Linked DNA regions of Homo sapiens: region 2 is linked to region 1. Evidence: chromatin loops called from intact Hi-C (ENCODE). Cell type or tissue: endothelial cell of umbilical vein. All regions are shown on one strand. Links, peaks and the distances in the headings refer to the core of each region. The heading gives the core; the rest is flanking DNA. Region 1 overlaps NAPSA (napsin A aspartic peptidase). Region 2 overlaps MYH14 (myosin heavy chain 14).

What was found. A loop is a pair of places that touch in the nucleus more often than their neighbours do. Peaks named below come from ENCODE experiments on the same cell type or tissue, not always from the same donor. Only the 100,000 strongest peaks of a DNase experiment are listed, where the experiment ranks them.
Region 2: it touches region 1 in a loop (12-fold over the local background); 3 of 110 quality-filtered maps call a loop at or near these places.

The regions. Positions count from the first base shown.
Region 1 is chr19:50,353,332-50,361,657 of GRCh38, forward strand. NAPSA (napsin A aspartic peptidase) reads right to left here. Exons shown (of 9, transcript NM_004851.3): 5 at 7,610-7,809; 6 at 6,409-6,531; 7 at 6,172-6,316; 8 at 5,680-5,778; 9 at 5,146-5,449. The coding sequence ends at 5,222. The region is part of intron 3 of LOC105372437 (a long non-coding RNA gene); the gene reads left to right. Among named protein-coding and RNA genes, the nearest start is that of NAPSA, 8.1 kb to the right of the region's middle. In endothelial cell of umbilical vein, for the core only: a CTCF peak has its summit at 3,913 (motif pointing right); DNase peaks (open chromatin) are centred at 4,080 and 5,230; H3K4me3 peaks cover 1,210 bases; H3K27ac peaks cover 344 bases.
Region 2 is chr19:50,248,310-50,256,635 of GRCh38, forward strand. It overlaps MYH14 (myosin heavy chain 14), which reads left to right. Exons shown (of 43, transcript NM_001145809.2): 13 at 678-830; 14 at 1,341-1,514; 15 at 2,206-2,379; 16 at 4,330-4,444; 17 at 6,911-7,009. Among named protein-coding and RNA genes, the nearest start is that of MYH14, 49 kb to the left of the region's middle. In endothelial cell of umbilical vein, for the core only: CTCF peaks have their summits at 4,183 (motif pointing right), 6,907 and 7,109; no DNase peak of the experiment used is centred there.

The DNA.
Region 1 (8,326 bases), core at 241-8,240:
AATAAATAAATAAATAAATACAATAAAATACAATAAAAAATTTTCACTGATCATGGAGCCACAAAGATGTCTGAGAAACCCTATTCAAGCTCTTTGGCTTTCTAGGATAGATTTGCATGTCAATATCAGCATGCACATTTTTTTTTGTTTTTTGTTTTTGGTATTTGCTTGTTTGTTTTAGTAAATAAAAGCTGCTGTAATTATTGATCTGCAAGTGATTGTTTTTAACTTAACCATATTCCCTGGACTTCAGAAAAAAATTGACATAACTTATCTACAGTAAAACACATGAGTCTGAGGCCAGGCGTGGTGGCTCAGGCCTGTAATCCCAGCACTTTCGGAGGCTGAGGCGGGCAGATCGCTTGAGGTCAGGAGTTCAAGACCAGCCTGTCCAACATGGTGAAACCCCATCTCTACAAAAATACAAAAATTAGCTGGGCGTGATGGTGTGCGCCTGTAATCCCAGCTGCTTGGGAGGCTGACGCAGGAGAAATGCTTGCAGAGGCAGAGGTTGCAGTGAGCAGAGATCATGCCACTGCACTCCAGCCTGAGCAACAGAGCGAGACTCCGTCTCAAAAAAAACAAAACAAACGCCAGGCGTGGTGGCTCATGCCTGTAATCCCAGCACTTTGAGAGGCTGAGGCGGGCAGATCACCTGAGGTCGAGAGTTCGAGACCAGCCTGACCAACATGGAGAAACCCCATCTATACTAAAAATACAAAATTAGCCGGGCATGGTGACACATGCCTGTAGTCCCAGCTACTCGGGAGGCTGAGGCAGGAGAATCACTTGAACCTAGGAGGCAGAGGTTGAAGTGAGCCGAGATCGCACCATTGCACTCCGGCCTGGGCAACAAGAGTGAAACTCCGTCTCAAAAAAAAAAAAAAGTAAAACTTAGCCAGGCATGGTGCCATGTACCTGTGGTCCCAGCTGCTCTGTAGGCTGAGGTGGGAGGATTGCTTGAGCCCAGCAGCTTGCAGATGCAGTTAGCAGTGATTGTGCTACTGCACTCCAGCCTGGGTGATGGAGCAGAAAATAAACTAATAATCTGGTTCCCAAATGTCAATAGTGTCAAGGTTGAGAAACCTTGCTGTATTCATTCCTCAGCCCATCTCATTTTCTTGATTTCAAAATAAGTTGCAGACAACAGTATTCTTCAGTGCATATACTTCACATACCCATTCTTTTAAACAGGTTTTAAACAGCTACTTAGTGTTTCAGAATACAAATGTAACGCTACTTCCAGAACTGATTCTCTACATAGATTGCTCCCCGTCCTTTTTTTTTTTTTTTTTTTTTTGAGATGGAGTTTTGCTCTTGTTGCCCAGGCTGGAGTGCAATGGCATGATCTTGGCTCACTGCAACCTCTGCCTCCCAGGTTCAAGCAATTCTCCTGCCTCAGTCTCCCGAGTAGCTGGGATTACGGGTGTCTGCCACAACACCCAGCTAATTTTTGTATTTTTAGTAGAGATGGGGTTTCATCATGTTGTCCAGGCTGGCCTCGAACTCCTGACCTCGTGACCTGCCCACCTCGGCCTCCCAAGGCCGTATATATATATGGGAGTTTATTAAGTATTAACTCACACAATCACAAGGGTCCCACAATAGGCCGTCTGCACATTGCGGAGCAAGGAGAGCCAGTCCGAGTTCCAGAACTGAAGAACTTGGAGTCCGATGTTCGAGGGCAGGAAGCATCCAGCACGGGAGAAAGACGGAGGCTGGGAGGCTAGGCCAGTCTCTCTTTTCACATTTTTCTGCCTGCTTATATTCTAGCCACAATGGCAGCTGATTAGATTGTGCCCGTCCAGATTAAGGGTGGGTCTGCCTTTTCCAGCCCACTGACTCAAATGTTTTTTTGTTTGTTTGTTTGTTTTATTTTATTTTATTTTACTTTAAGTTCTGGGATACATGTGCAGAACATGCAGGTTTATTACATGGGTAAACGTGTGCCATGGTGGTTTGCTGCACCTATCAACCCGTCATCTAGGTTTTAACCCCCACATGCATTAGGTATTTGTCCTAATGCTCCCCTCCCCCTTTGTCCCCCAGCCCTCAACAGGCCCCAGTGTGCGATGTTCCCCTCCTCAAATGTTAATCTCTTTTGGCAACACCCTCATGACACCCAGGATCAATACTTTGTATCCTTCAATCCAATCAAGTTGACAGTATGAACCATCACAGTCCTTATAGATATTTTCTGTGCATCTGTTCCATATCATCTGTATTAGTCCATTTTGCATTGCAATAAAGGAATACCTGAGGCTGGGTAATTTATAAAGAAAAGGCCAGGTGGGTGCCTCATGCCTGTAACCCCAGCATTTCAGGAGGCTGAGGCAGGAGGACTGCTTGAGCCCAGGAGTTGGAGACCAGCCTGGGCAACAAAGGGAGACTCTGTCTCTAGGAAAAAAAAACAATTAAATTATCTGGGCGTAGTGGTGCATGCCTGTGGTCCCAGTTACCTGGGAGGCTGAGGCAGGAGGATCGCTTGAGCCTGGGAGGTGGAGGCTGTAGTGAGCCATGATTGTGCCACTGCACTCCAGCCTGGGCAACAAAGTCAATCACTCAATCACACATTCACTGTCCTACAATTATGGAAATCAGAAGCCCGAAATGATTTCAGTGCTGAAACTGCCATGTTTGCAGTGCTGTGTCCCCTCTGGAGGCTCTAGAGCAGAATCCACGTCCTTGCCTTCCCCAGCTTCTAGAGGAGCTCTGCAGGAGCCCCTTCTCCCTTCTTCAAAGCCAGCATCCTGGCATCTTGCTTCCGTCTTCACATGAACTTCTGAATCAATCTCCCTCTGCCTCCCTCTTATAAGGACCCTTGTGATGACATTTAGGGTCCACCTGGATGACCCAGGATAATCTCTGTTCTCAAACTCCTTCATTTGATTACATCTGCTAAATCCCTTTCCTCATATAAGGTAGTATTCACAACCCCAGGGATTGAGGTGTGAATATATTTTGGGGGCCACTCTTCAGCCCACAGTGTTGGTAATTTGCTTCCTATCTTAATGCCTATTTCCCCATTCGAGTTTAATTCCTATGAGGGCAAAGATCTTCATCTGTTTAATTCTCCACTGTGTCCCCAGCACCTAGGACAGAGCCTGGCACATAGTGAATAATAAATAATGACCAAGGCAACATGGCAAAACCCCGTCTCCACCGGGCGTGGTGGCTCACACCTGTAATCCCAGCACTTTGGGAGGCCAAGGCGGGCGGACCACCTGAGGTCTGGAGTTCAAGACTGGCCTGACCAACATAGAGAAACCCCGTCCCTACTAAAAATACAAAAATTAGCCGGGCGTGGTGGCACATGCCTGTAATCCCAGCTACTCGGGAGGTTGAGGCAGGAGAATCGCTGGAACCCAGGAGGCAGAGGTTGCAGTGAGCCAAGATGGTGCCACTGCACTCCAGCCTGGGCAACAAGAGCAAAACTCCCTCTCAAAAAAAAAAAATCTCCACAAAATATTTAAAAATTAGTCAAGCATGGTGGCCCACGCCTGTGGTCCCGGCTACACGTGAGGCTGAGGCAGGAGGATCGCTTTCTCCGGGGAGTTCGAGGCTACAGTGAGCCATTACCGCGCCACTGCACTCCAGCTTGGGCGACAGAGTGAGTCCCTGTCTCAATAATAATAACAATAATAAAATAATAATAATAATAATAGTAAAGATCCACTTTGTGCACTCCTTGCTCTGGGGAATTTTTCTGAAACAGTGGACAGTGTCTCTATGATAACTCTCACCACCACCACCACCACCCCCGCTTTGTTTTCTCAGTCAGAGCACTCGATCTGGGCCCTTTCAACTCGCCCCTCATGCTTTCCGTCTGCAGCACCCCATCCAACTTCACCCAAAGCGCCCTTAAGTAGTTTCTGAGAGGCCGTGCCTGCAAATTCCCAATTGGCCACAAGGTGGAGGTGTGGGCCTGTTTTCCCAGCCGCCACCCGTTTCTAGAGCTGGACCCCTGGAACACCAGGCTCTTTCTAGCTTCCCTGCTTCCGCCCTAGCGGTTCCCACCGGCCTGGAATGCCGACTTGCTCGCTCTCTGCATCCCACGGGAAAAGGAGCAGAACAGAGGCTTCCTCCCTGACTCTCCTGCCCGAGCTTACTGGGACCTGAATCTCCCCGTGTTTAGTAGTTTAGCGGTTTGTGATCAGGTCGGCCTCCACCATCAGAGCAGCACACTCTCGAGATGGGGCTCAGGCCTGACTCTTTTCGGGGTCCCCAGAATCGCTCAACACAATTCTTCCAGAAGCCTCGGGATGCGATTAAAGGATTGCCAGATTTTTCGACCGGTCGTTTTGTCGAATCATTTAGTTCTGGGTAGCAAGAGGCTGAGGAGGGGAGAGTGACGTCACCTCCGCGGGTGGGGCAGCACCGCTCCCCGAACCCGGGGGCCTCGAGCTCCCCAGGGGTCTAGGAATCCGGAGGGAGAGAGGAGAAACAGGAGATGAGATCCGGGGGAATGGTATCCTTGCCCCCTTGAACAGGAACTGGTAAACCCTTACCAATTACGGCCAACCCCCACTGCCACCTGTCGCTGCCGTCGCAACCTGTCGCCTCCCACCCATGTTGTGGCTGCGCCCGCCCCCGTCAGGGCGTGACCACGGCGTGGATTACAACGACCGTGATGCTCCACGGCGCCGGGAGCTTTTGACGGAAGGTAGCGTAGGCGAGGGGCTTCATGGGACTCGTATTACAAAACCCCTCACCAGGGTGCGTCCTGGAGAAAAGGGGTGATACCCTTCGCCTCCCTCTTCCTCAACTCCATGGGTACAGGCACAAAGTTTTCTATTATTATTTTTGAGATGGAGTTTCGTTGTTGCCCAGGCTGGAGTGCAATGGTGCGGTCTTGGCTCACTGCAACCTCGGCCTCCCAAGTTCAAGCCATTCGCCTGCCTCAGCCTCCCGAGTAGCTGGGATTACAGGCATGCGCCACCACTCCCGGATAATTTTTTTTGTATTTTTAGTAGAGACGGGGTTTCACCATGTTGGCCAGGTTGGTCTCGAACTCCTGACCTCAGGTGATCCACCCGCCTCGACCTCCCAAAGTTCTGGGATTACGGGCGTGAGACACCGCGCCCGGTCACAAAGCTTTCTCGTTAAAAAGTACGCTCTGAAAAGAAGCAACCCAGGCAGGTTCGCTCAATGGAAATAGTGGATTTTTACTGGGTAGCAGGACCTCCGCGACCACCCGCTGCGCATGCGCTTCACTTGGGCGTCACCCGGGGAACTGCGCCTGCGCAGTCTCTCCCCATCCGAGGTCCGCTCCGCGAGTGCGAGCGCGCGCCAGGCCCACCCGGGCGCTGCTCTTCATGTCCCCGCGGTCGAAGACGGCCACATACGTCCCCAAGAAGACGTCACCGAGGATCCAGAAGGGCCCTGCAGGCGGAGGGACATCCAGGGCCTGGAAACCGGACAAGCAGAGGCGGACGCCATTTCGAGTAGTCTGCAAGGCAACAAGACGACAACTGGGTGTCGCGGCCACAAGGACGGCCATTTGCCTGGGAGCCCGTCCATCCCCCCCACCCTCGGGTTCTTTGATGTTCGCCAACAAACTGCCATCACAGGGAAAAGAAATGTTTCTGTGGCCCCTTCCCTTCCTAGTGACGTCTCTCAGCTCTACCCTCTCAAACCGTCATATGACGTCACTATGGCGTCATGGTGATGGCCACCTACCTGGATGACGTAATCATGGGCCGTGAGGTTAAACCAGACCCCCCCAAGAAGGAAGGAGACTGCGGGGAGCTTTGGGATTTCCGAGCACAGGATGATGTACTGGGGGAGAAGAGGAACTAGTGAAGATGAGAGATTCCTGCTCTGTTCAGTCCCTTCCGTGGCTCCCCAGTGCCATAGGGTAATTTCCCTATTGAGCACCTGGGTACTCAGCGTCCTGTGTGCAGAGGCCCTGCCGCCTAGACTTACGCAGTCCCAAGCAAACCTGCATGATCGTCTCCCTCCACCCGGCCACCATCCGCAGAGTCGCAGTGTAGACACGTGGAAAGTGTCCTCAATTCCTCCACCACCCTCCAGACTATCTGTCACGAAGTCCAGTGCCTGCTGCCCTGGAAAGCCCCTTAAATACTTGCCTCCCACCCTCAGGCCCTTTGATGTTCACTGTCAAACTGCCATCAGCCTTCCCAGCCCGTACCCACCAGACTGGGACCTCACCTCCCCAGCCAGCAAGGGGATTCCCCCAATGGCTGCATGCAGGGCCCGGATCTCCTCAGTGGGTCCTGTGATGAGGGACGTGCCCGTATCCAGGATGGCAGCACAGCCCTTGGCACAGAGAGTCAGCCCTGGGCCCACCTTCACACTGAGGGGGAAGGAGGCAGTCATCAGAGGCAGGGTCCTAGGAGTCCAGGCCCCCAGCCTCCAGCTCCAGAGCCAGGAGACCAAGTCCCTCACCGCTCCATGTGGATCTGCCAGTAGGCAGGGACCGTGACTGGCACGAAGGTGAGGGGTGGGATGTAGTGTGCCGGGTCCGAGCCCCCCAGGACCAGCTCTCCTCCATCAGGCTCTTCAGGGTCCCTGCAGGGGCAGAGTGTAGAGAGTGTAGATGTCAGTGTCACTGGCCCTCCCTCAGCCCTAGGTATTGCCAGGAATGGCACTTCCCACCAACTGGGTTGTTTCTGGAGTTCCTACGGGGTAATGGGATGCAGGAAGGGCCTAGATGTTGGGACTGGAAGCCGGGCAAGAAAAGCATGATGCTTTTCTTGGTGGAAGCTAGAACTTCCTGAAGTGAAGACGAGACTTCATTTGGCTGTGGAAGGTAGAGTTTTGGGGAATTTCCTGAGCTGAATATCATAGTAACCAAGTAGAGCAGTGGTGTCTTGGAATTGGCTCTTGAAGGTGTGACTTGTGCAGGGGTGGGGTGGCTTCCTGAGTAGGAGAAGAGAATTTCTGAATTGCCTGTTGTGATATCTAGAGAGGTGTTAGACTTCCTGAGTTGGCTGAGAGCGATGGGAACAGGGATGGAGACTTCCTGGAAGGTGGAGGAGAGCAGGATCTGCTAGGTGGTTGGTAGAACTGCTAGAGTGGGTTGGATGTCAGGGTAACTGAGTGGGCATAGGATTTTCTGACTGTGTGTGACAGGCCTCTGGGAGGGAAAGTGGAGACTTCTTGGAAACTTCTTGGATGTTGGGTGGGACTTCTGAGCATAATACTGAACTTCCTAGCAGGTGAGTGGGACTTCCTGGATTAAATCGGGCAATTCCTGACTTCTGGTCAGTGTTCTCAAATGGGATTTGAGCATTCTTTGTGAGGAAGAGAAAGCTCCTGAGTATTTTGTTGGGTGGGGCATGGAATTTCCTAGTTTGATTTTGAAACATGGAGCATTCTGAACTGATGGTGGGTTTCCTTAGTATGTCTTAAGTTGTCATTTAAGCTCTGGGACTTCGAATAGGGTTGAGGTGTTTCTTTATAGGGCAGGTGACTTCCTGCATGGAGGATGCAACTTCTTGTATTGAATGGCTGACTTCCTGAATGGACAGTGTAAGTGGGTGACTCTGAGAATGAGAATTCCTGCATTGGGTCAGTGACTTCCTGAAGGAAGACTCTCTTCCTTCTTGGGGATAGGACTCATAGATAGGTGCACACTTCCCAGTACCTGTTGAGGTAAAAGGAGAAGACAGGCTTATCCAATAGCCCCTGCTCCACCAGTACATCCATCGGGGGCCGAACTCCTTCCACAGACAGAATGGGAAAACCGAGGCCCAATATCCCATCAAAATGGGCAAAAGCGAAGACCAGGCTGGGCTCCCAGAGAGCCTCCCCGAAAATCACTGATGCACCCTTGATTCCACCAATCTAGGGGTAGATTGAGATGTGACCAGTTACTTTTGGGAGGACAATAACCACATGTCCTGAGGTCTCCCAAACCAAGGCATGAATCCTAGGTCTGGGGACTTCTGGATGCAAGCCCCAACTTCCTAGGAAACTATGCCTCTTGAGAAGCCCCACCCCTTCACCCAGGAACCCCTTTCTTCTCCTTGAGAAGCCCCACCTCTTCACCCAGGAAGCTCCTCCCCTGCTTGAGAAGCCCCACCTCTTCACCCAGGAAGCTCCTCCTCCCTGCTTGAGAAGCCCCACCTCTTAACCTTGGAAGCTCCTCCCCCCTGCTTGAGAAGCCCCACCTCTTCACCCAGGAAGCCCCTCCCCCTCCTTGTGACGCACCATCCCTTCACTCTGAAAGGCAGGCCCTCCTCCCCACTTGAAAAGCCCCATCCATTGGCTTGGGAAGCTCCTCCTCGAGCCTCTTCCTAAGCCAGATGATCTTAGACAATGGGGTTCTCCCAGGCTCAAGACTTCTGAGAGTCAAAGGCCA
Region 2 (8,326 bases), core at 272-8,271, 100 kb before region 1:
GCATGGAGAATTGGGTTCAGGGATGCAGGTAGAGGCGGGGAGACCTAAGGAGGCTGCATCCAGAGTCTTGGCAATCGTGGGAGCTCACACCATGAGCAGGGAGGGTGGAGTGGAGCGACCACAGGCCAGGGAGGGTTTCAGAATCCAGCTTTTGGGCAGAGGCCTCTGCTGGCCCCAGGCTGGGCAGTGAGGTACCTGGATGAAGACCCCGTGGGGGAGATGAGGAGTCTGGGAGCCACACTGACCCGGGTTCAATCTCAGCTGGGGTACTGTTGTTAGTTCCCATTTTACAGAGGAGAAAACTGAGGCACAGAGAGGTTTATTCACATGCCTGAAATCACACAGCCCCTAAGTGGCAGAGCTGGGATTCAAACCCAAGTTGTCCGGCTCCAGAGTCCACGCTCTTAACCGCTGTGCGGTAGAAACTGCTTTGAGGGGGTGAGGGAAGGATTCAAGGGCTAACACATCCGAGCCCGTCATGTAGTACCTGGTGCGCAGTAGGACTTCAGGAATGTCTGCCTGTTGTTCATGGCATTGTTCTTGATGGTACTTACACTCAAGGAGCTGGGAGGCGACCTTAAGGGGGACGAGCTGGGGGCCCTTCCCCGGTTCACCCCCGACGTCTTTCAGTCTGCTGATGTGCAGGCTGCGCCCTTACCATGAGCCCTGTCCCACAGGCTGACTTCGCGCTGGAGGCCCTGGCCAAGGCCACCTACGAGCGCCTCTTCCGCTGGCTGGTTCTGCGCCTCAACCGGGCCTTGGACCGCAGCCCCCGCCAAGGCGCCTCCTTCCTGGGCATCCTGGACATCGCGGGCTTTGAGATCTTCCAGGTCCACCCTTGTGCTGGGAGGGGGATGCCAACTTCCTCACTCCGGTCCTGGTCCTTTCTGAAGCCCTGGGTCTCTCCCCTTCTCCCTGGTCTCTGTCCCCCTCTCTCTCTCTGAGTCTCTGTTCCCCCCTCTCTCTGGTCTCTGTCCCCCTCTCTCTGGGTCTCTGTCCCCTGTCTCTGGGTCTCTGTCCCCTTCTCTCTCTGGGTCTCTGTCCCCTGTCTCTGGGTCTCTGTCCCCCTCTCTCTCTGGGTCTCTGTCCTCTCTCTCTGCATCTCTGTCCCCTGTCTCTGGGTCTCTGCCTCTCTGTCTCTGGGTCTCTGTCCCCTGTCTCTGGCTCTGTCCCCTGTCTCTGGGTCTCTGTCCCCCTCTCTCTGGGTCTCTGTCCCCCTCTCTCTGGGTCTCTGTCCCCTCTCGATGCATCTCTGTCCCCTGTCTCTGGGTCTCTGTCCCCTGTCTCTGGGTCTCTGTCCCTCTCCATCCTCCCAGCTCACGTGTCCTGCGTCCCTGCAGCTGAACTCCTTCGAGCAGCTCTGCATCAACTACACCAACGAGAAGCTGCAGCAGCTCTTCAACCACACCATGTTCGTGCTGGAGCAGGAGGAGTACCAGCGTGAGGGCATCCCCTGGACCTTCCTCGACTTTGGCCTCGACCTGCAGCCCTGCATCGACCTCATCGAGCGGCCGGTGAGCCCCAGGCCCCTCCCAGCCCACACTCACGGTTCAGATCCGTCTCTCCCAGCATCTGCGAGACCAGGGTCTAGCTCCTCCTCTGCTGGGCCTCAGGATGCCCCATGGGTTCTGTGGGGAAGGTGACAGCACCTGCTTCCTCGATCTTTTGTGACCATAGGTGATTAGGGCCCAGAATGTGCCTGCCACAGGGCCCGGCTCAAATCAATCGGTTAATCAGAGCTCTCACCGTAACTGTTGTTCTCACGTTTGTTTTTTGTTTGTTTGTTTTGTTTTGTTTTGTTTTTTTCTTGAGACGGAGTCTCGCTCTATCGCCCAGGCTGGAGTGCAGCGGCGCGATCTCTGCTTACTGCAAGCTTCGCCCCCTGGGTTCACGCCATTCTCCTGCCTCAGCCTCCCGAGTAGCTGGGACTACAGGTGCCCGCCACCACGCCCGGCTAATTTTTTGTATTTTTAGTAGAGTCGGGGGTTTCACTGTGTTAGCCAGGATGGTCTCGATCTCCTGACCTCGTGATCTACCCGCCTCGGCCTCCCAAAGTGCTGGGATTACAGGCGTGAGCCACCGTGCCTGGCATCTCACGTTTGTTTTTATGTCCAAGTGTGACTTATAAGAGCTAAAAATCAGCAGCCACCTGAGTGTCCAATATGTGGGGATCTGACTTACTCTCCCCCTGCTGTCAATGGCCAGGCCAACCCCCCTGGACTCCTGGCCCTGCTGGATGAGGAGTGCTGGTTCCCGAAGGCCACAGACAAGTCGTTTGTGGAGAAGGTAGCCCAGGAGCAGGGCGGCCACCCCAAGTTCCAGCGGCCGAGGCACCTGCGGGATCAGGCCGACTTCAGTGTTCTCCACTACGCGGGCAAGGTAGGGGCTGGGGCCGGCCTTGGGGCATGTGGGAGTGGGGATCAAGGGATCTCCACTGGCTACAGATGGGGGGAGGGTGCAGAGGGAAAACAGGGTCCTCCTGAGGTCCAGACAAACAGAGCAGGGGCTAGGAGAGCCCAGGGAGGAGCAAGGATTCTGTCTGATGGGATCACCAAAAACTTCCTCAAAGAGGTGATATTTGCAGTGGGTTTTGAGGGATGGGTAGGAGTTCATCAGGAGGCGATCTATGTGCATTTTATCCACTTATTCAGCAGATATGTGCGGGGTGCCATTTGTGTGCCCAGCTCGGGGCCGAGCAAAGCTGGATACACAGATCAAACATGGTTTCTGTCCTCACAAAGATCCCTATCTGGGAGGGAGGCAAATACAGACGATCAGGATATAAGGTTAATAGGTCTTTCAGTGGAGGCAGCTGAGGGTAGTGTCAGAGCCCAGAAGAGAAGTACCTGGGAAAGCTTCACAGAAGAGAATATGCTCAATCTCAAATCTCAGTCAAGGGCCGGCAAACATTTTCTGTAAAGGGTCCGATAGTAAATAGTTTCAGCTTTGTGGGCCAGACGATCTCTGTCACAGCTACACAATTCTGCTGTGGTCACACAAAAAGAGCCACAGATAATACATAAGTATCTTCAAGCCCCCAGGGAAAAAGAAAGGAAAAACAGACTGAGAAACAGTTTCGAGGGCTCTCTTGCCCCCAGAAGGGCCCCCATGAGTTTGACTATGAAGACATAAATGAAGGTTCTATTCCTATATATATATACACATATATATATACACACATATATATATACACACATATATATATACACACTACACACACACACACACACACACACACACACACACACACACACACACACATATATATATGTATTTTTTTTTATTTGAGACAGAGTCTCCCTCTGTTACCCAGGCTGGAGTGCAGTGGCACGATCTCGGCTCACTGCAATCTCCGCCTCCTAGGTTCAAGCAATTCTTCTGCCTCAGCCTCCCCAGTAGCTGGGATTACAGGCACCTGCCACCATGCCTGGCTAATTTTTGTATTTTTAGTAGAGACAGGGTTTCACCATGTTGGCCAGGCTGCTCTCGAACTCCTGACCTCAGTTGATCCACCCGCATAGGCCTCCCAAAGTGCTGGGATTACAGGTGTGAGCCACCGCGCCCAGCCCTATTCCAGTGAAAGTATTTGCAAAAAGAGGTGGCAGGCTGGATTTTGCCTGTGAGCCATAGTTTGCTGACCCCTGGTTTTGATGATGTGGACCAGGCAGCCCCAGAGGATGGGTGAAGGGTGGGAAGGGCTCTCCAGGCAGAGGGAACAGCATAGACAATGGCTGGGAGGCAGGAGATTCCATGTGTTCTGTGTCTAGCCCTCAGTTTCTTCCCCAGACATACTCCAGAACTCCCCCTGTACCCAGCCCTCTGCTAGGCCGTGAGTCAGACCTGGGCCCTGCCCTCGGGGGACCGCTGTCTGGTGGGGGGCACATATGCAGAGAATTGTAGCGGCCAAGATCGTGACTCTATGGAGCCCCACAGCAAAGCCCTGAGTACCCAGAAGGAGCCAGTGGTGTGAAACCCACAGAGACAGAACCCCAGGTGGCAGGAACCGCAGGGGTAAAACCCCGAGGTGGGAGTAAGCTCGCATGTTTGAGGAACAGTGCGGAGGCCAGGGTGGCTGGAGCGGAATGAATAGGAAGAAAGTGGTGGTGGTGGAGGTCACAGAGGTGGCAGGGGGCATAGAGGGGAAGGAGAGAGAGGGGACCATGCTGGTGGGGTGCAGTTCAGAATATGGACACAAGGTGGCACCAGTGCTCGCTTGTCCATGGTGAGCTCCAGACCTGGGAGTCTCAGAGCTTCTGGAAGGCTCCTTAGGAAATCCAGAGAATGTCTGAGCCTGCAAGTCATCGCCCTCCTCTACCTGACTTCATTCAGGTCGACTACAAGGCCAACGAGTGGCTGATGAAAAACATGGACCCTCTGAATGACAACGTCGCAGCCTTGCTCCACCAGAGCACAGACCGGCTGACGGCAGAGATCTGGAAAGACGGTGAGGACCCACTTCCCCCACCCCGGCTCTAGGGGTCTGTGCGGCCATTCTCCAAATCCACAGCGTGAGCACCTTTGTTTCAGAGGCGGAGGTCTGAACCTGAGTTTTCTGCTCAGACCCAGAATAGCCAGTGTCACAAATAGTATTTCAAATCAGTGATGGATGGATCCATAGATTAATTGATTGACTATTGATTTGATTGATAAGCCAGCATCCTTCTCAAGGATAAAGCACTCCGCCTTAATCAGAAACGTGGCAAAGATACCCACTAACACTACTGTTAAACATCGTTTTTTTAGCAATACTAGCCTATGCAATCAGACCAGAAAAAGTATGAATATCGAACAGGAAGAAGTAAACTTATTATTTTTAGATGGCCTGTGTTCCCTAAACAATTAGGAGATTTGGCTGGGCATGGTGGCTCACACCTGTAATCCCAGCACTTTTGGGAGGCCAAGGTGGGCGGATCACTTGAGGTCAGGAGTTCAAGACCAGCCTGGCCAACATGGTGAAACCCTGTCTCTACTAAAAGTACAACAATTAGCCAGATGTCCTGGTGCATGCCTGTAGTCTCAGCTACTAGGGAGGCTGAGGCAGGAGAATCGCTTGAATCTGGGAGGTAGAGGTTTCAGTGAGCCAAGATTGTGTCACTGCAATCCAGCCTGGGTGACAGTGTGAGACTCTGTCCCAAAAAAAAAAAAAAAATTCTACTGAGAAATAATTTATAACAATAAGAGAACACAGAATGATGATCTTTTGCAGGTCAGTCAACTTTTAGGCTTTGCTTTCTTTGTTTTCTTACAAAGTTCCCTTCACGCCCCCAGGGAAGAAGAAAGAAAAAACAGACTGAGATACAGTTTTGGAGGGCTTTCCTGCCCCCAAAAGGCCCCCATGAGTGTGACTGTCTTTTTGGATTGACACTTCTAGGGGTCATAGGCAGAGATGCCAAATGCCCTGTGGTAGGACTCTGACCTTTTCCAAGCCTTTTCTGCCACTGCCCCTGCCCCCCCATCCTTAGAGGAGGTTTGAGAAATGGTTTTAGAAAGCTGGCAGAACTGGCATCCTGTTTTTTCCAGGTTCCAAGTTTCTGGCATTTGTCAGTTTGCCTTAATCTTTTATTGACATGAAAAGGTAGCTGTAGAAATACCAGTCCATGCAATTTGGCAAGAAAACAAAATGAGCGGCCAGGCGCGGTGGCTCACGCCTGTAATCCCAGCACTTTGGGAGGCCAAGGTGGACGGGTCACCTGAGGTCGGGAGTTTGAGACCAGCCTGACCAACATGGAGAAACCTCATCTCTACTAAAAATACAAAATTAGCTGGGCGTGGTGGCACATGCCTGTAATCCCAGCTACTCGGGGGGCTGAGGCAGGGGAATCGCTTGAACCCGGGAGGTGGAGGTTGTGGTGAGCCGAGATCGTGCCATTGCACTCCAGCCTGGGCAACAAGAGTGAAACTCTGTCTCAAAAAAAAAAAAAAAGGAAAAAAAAAGAAAACAAAATGAGCAAGGTGAGTGGTTCCCAAAACACACTCACAGAGCAAAACAGCATGGAGGGTCTTGATCTTGTGAGCTCATGCTAGAAAGATAGATTTTATTTTTATGTCTCATATAGTATTTACACAAGGAGATTGGAAAGCAGAGTTTGATGTTCAGGAACAGAACCAGATTATGCTACGAGAATCATCTCCCGGCTGAAAATCTGCTGCCCTTTTAAAATATTTGTGCTGTCTTCATAAACACATGATTCTCCACAGTGAGCCCTCATTTGTCACACTCTGTGTGTGCCTGACTCTCAGAGGGTTCCAAAAGAAAAAGTGGAAGCTGCAAAACCTCCTGGCTCAGCCTCCCGAGTAGCTGGGGAGCTGCCATAATGTCACTTCCTCCATAATCCTCCTAAACAAAGCTAGTCACAAGGTCTTCCCAGATTCAAGGAGCTGCAAGACACAGGCAAAGGGTGTCAATACAGGGGAAAGTGGGGAATCGGGGCCATTTTTGCCCAATCTCTGCTAGAGCTGCTTTGAGCCCAGAATTGGATGCCCAGCATCCTGACAGCCCAGGGAAAAACGGAAATGAGATTAGCTCTCCTCTGAGAGGCAAAAACAACAAGTGGCCTGGGAGCATCAAGTTCATTCTTGAGCTTCCTGGCAGCCAGAGCAAAAAGGGCAACCTACTAAAACAGACACAACCTCTAGAGGGAGAGATTTTTTATTCTTTGCACTGAATTCTTACAGAGGACATTCGTCCTTTTGGCCAACAGTGTGTGGATACAAAGATGAACAGGAGTTCAGAAGTTTATGGCCAACATTCTGGTTTTCCATCTTGCTTTGCTCTGTACTGTTGACTAATAACCCTCTCCTCTTTTTCTTCCTGCCACCTCCTCTCCTTCCCCTCTTTTCATGCATCTCTCTCCGCCATCTCTCTGCCATCTCCCCTCCACCCACCCACACATCTGTCCTCACTCCCCAGAACATGGGGGCTTCCAGCAGTTCTCTTTCCTTGGCTCCTTCCCACCGTCGCCCCCAGGATCTGCAGAGAGGTGCAGCTCTGCTATTTCTCCGCCAGGGGGTGGGTGTCTCTGTGCATCGATGGGTGAGGCTTGCTGGAGGAGGAGGGTGGACCTGTTGGGCTGGGGACCTGGTTTTGAACATCTGTCCCCTCTCCTCTTACTGTGGAGGTCTCTCACTCTTCCTTTCCCTCCTTGTTGGCTCCCTTGGAAGTTTCCAGACTCTGTAGCAGCAGAACCCCTTCTTCTAACTAAACTGCATGTAAAAGTACAAACAAGCGTGATAGTACCAGCTCGCGTTTCTTGAGCACTTACTATGTGCCGTTCACCATGTGAAACCCCTTTAGAATTATCAACACCCCATTACACAAATGAGGAAACTAAAGCACAGAGAAGTTAAGTAACTTGCTGAGGTCACACAGCCAGTAAGTGGCAGAGCTGGGATTTGAACCCAGGACATCAGATTCCAGAACTTTAGTTCTTATCTGTGCTATGAGGACTTAATAAATGATAATTATCATTTTGAAAATGACAGGGAGTACGGGGTAGGGGAGACGGTTGAACCTGGGGAAGAAAATAACATATTTGAGCCCCTGCCATGACCTGGCCCTGCCCTAAGCACAGATTATCTAGTTGACGGTTGATGGCGCTTGAATGGGATGAGTTTTGCAGGACATCAGATTCTGCCCTAGCTGTGGGTTCCTGAGGAACCTGGCATGATTCAACACATAGAATTTGGGACCAGGTGCATTGGCTCACCCCTATAATCCCAGCGCTTTGGGAGGCCGAGGTGAGAGGATCACTTGAGGACAAGAGTTTGAGATTAGCCTGAGCAACACAGGAAGACCCCGTCTCTACAAAATAAATTTAAAAATTGGTGGGCATGGTGGTGTGCGCCTGTAGTCCAAACTACTTGGGAGGCTGAGGTAGGAAGATCACTTGAGCCTAGGAGGTTGAGGCTGCAGTGAGCTGTGATCACTCCACTGTACTCCAGCCTGGGTGACAGTGAGACTGTGTCTCAGAAAACAAACAAACAACAGAATTCGAGACAGTGCCAATAGAAGGAATGGATATTTTTCACTACCCAAAGCAGCACCGCCAAGCGGCACTAGAGAAAATAGAATCTTTTTGTTGAGACAGAGTCTAGCTCTGTTGCTCAGGCTGGAGTGCAGTGACACAATCTTGGCTCACGGCAACCTCTGCCTCCCAGGTTCAAGTAATTCTCCTGCCTCAGCCTTCCAAGTAGCTGGGATTACAGGCATGTGCCACCACACCTGGCTTAATTTTTTGTATTTTTAGTAGAGATGGGGTTTCACCATGTTGGCCAGGCTGGCCTCGAACTCCTGACCTTAGGTGATCCACCCGCCTTGGCCTCCCAA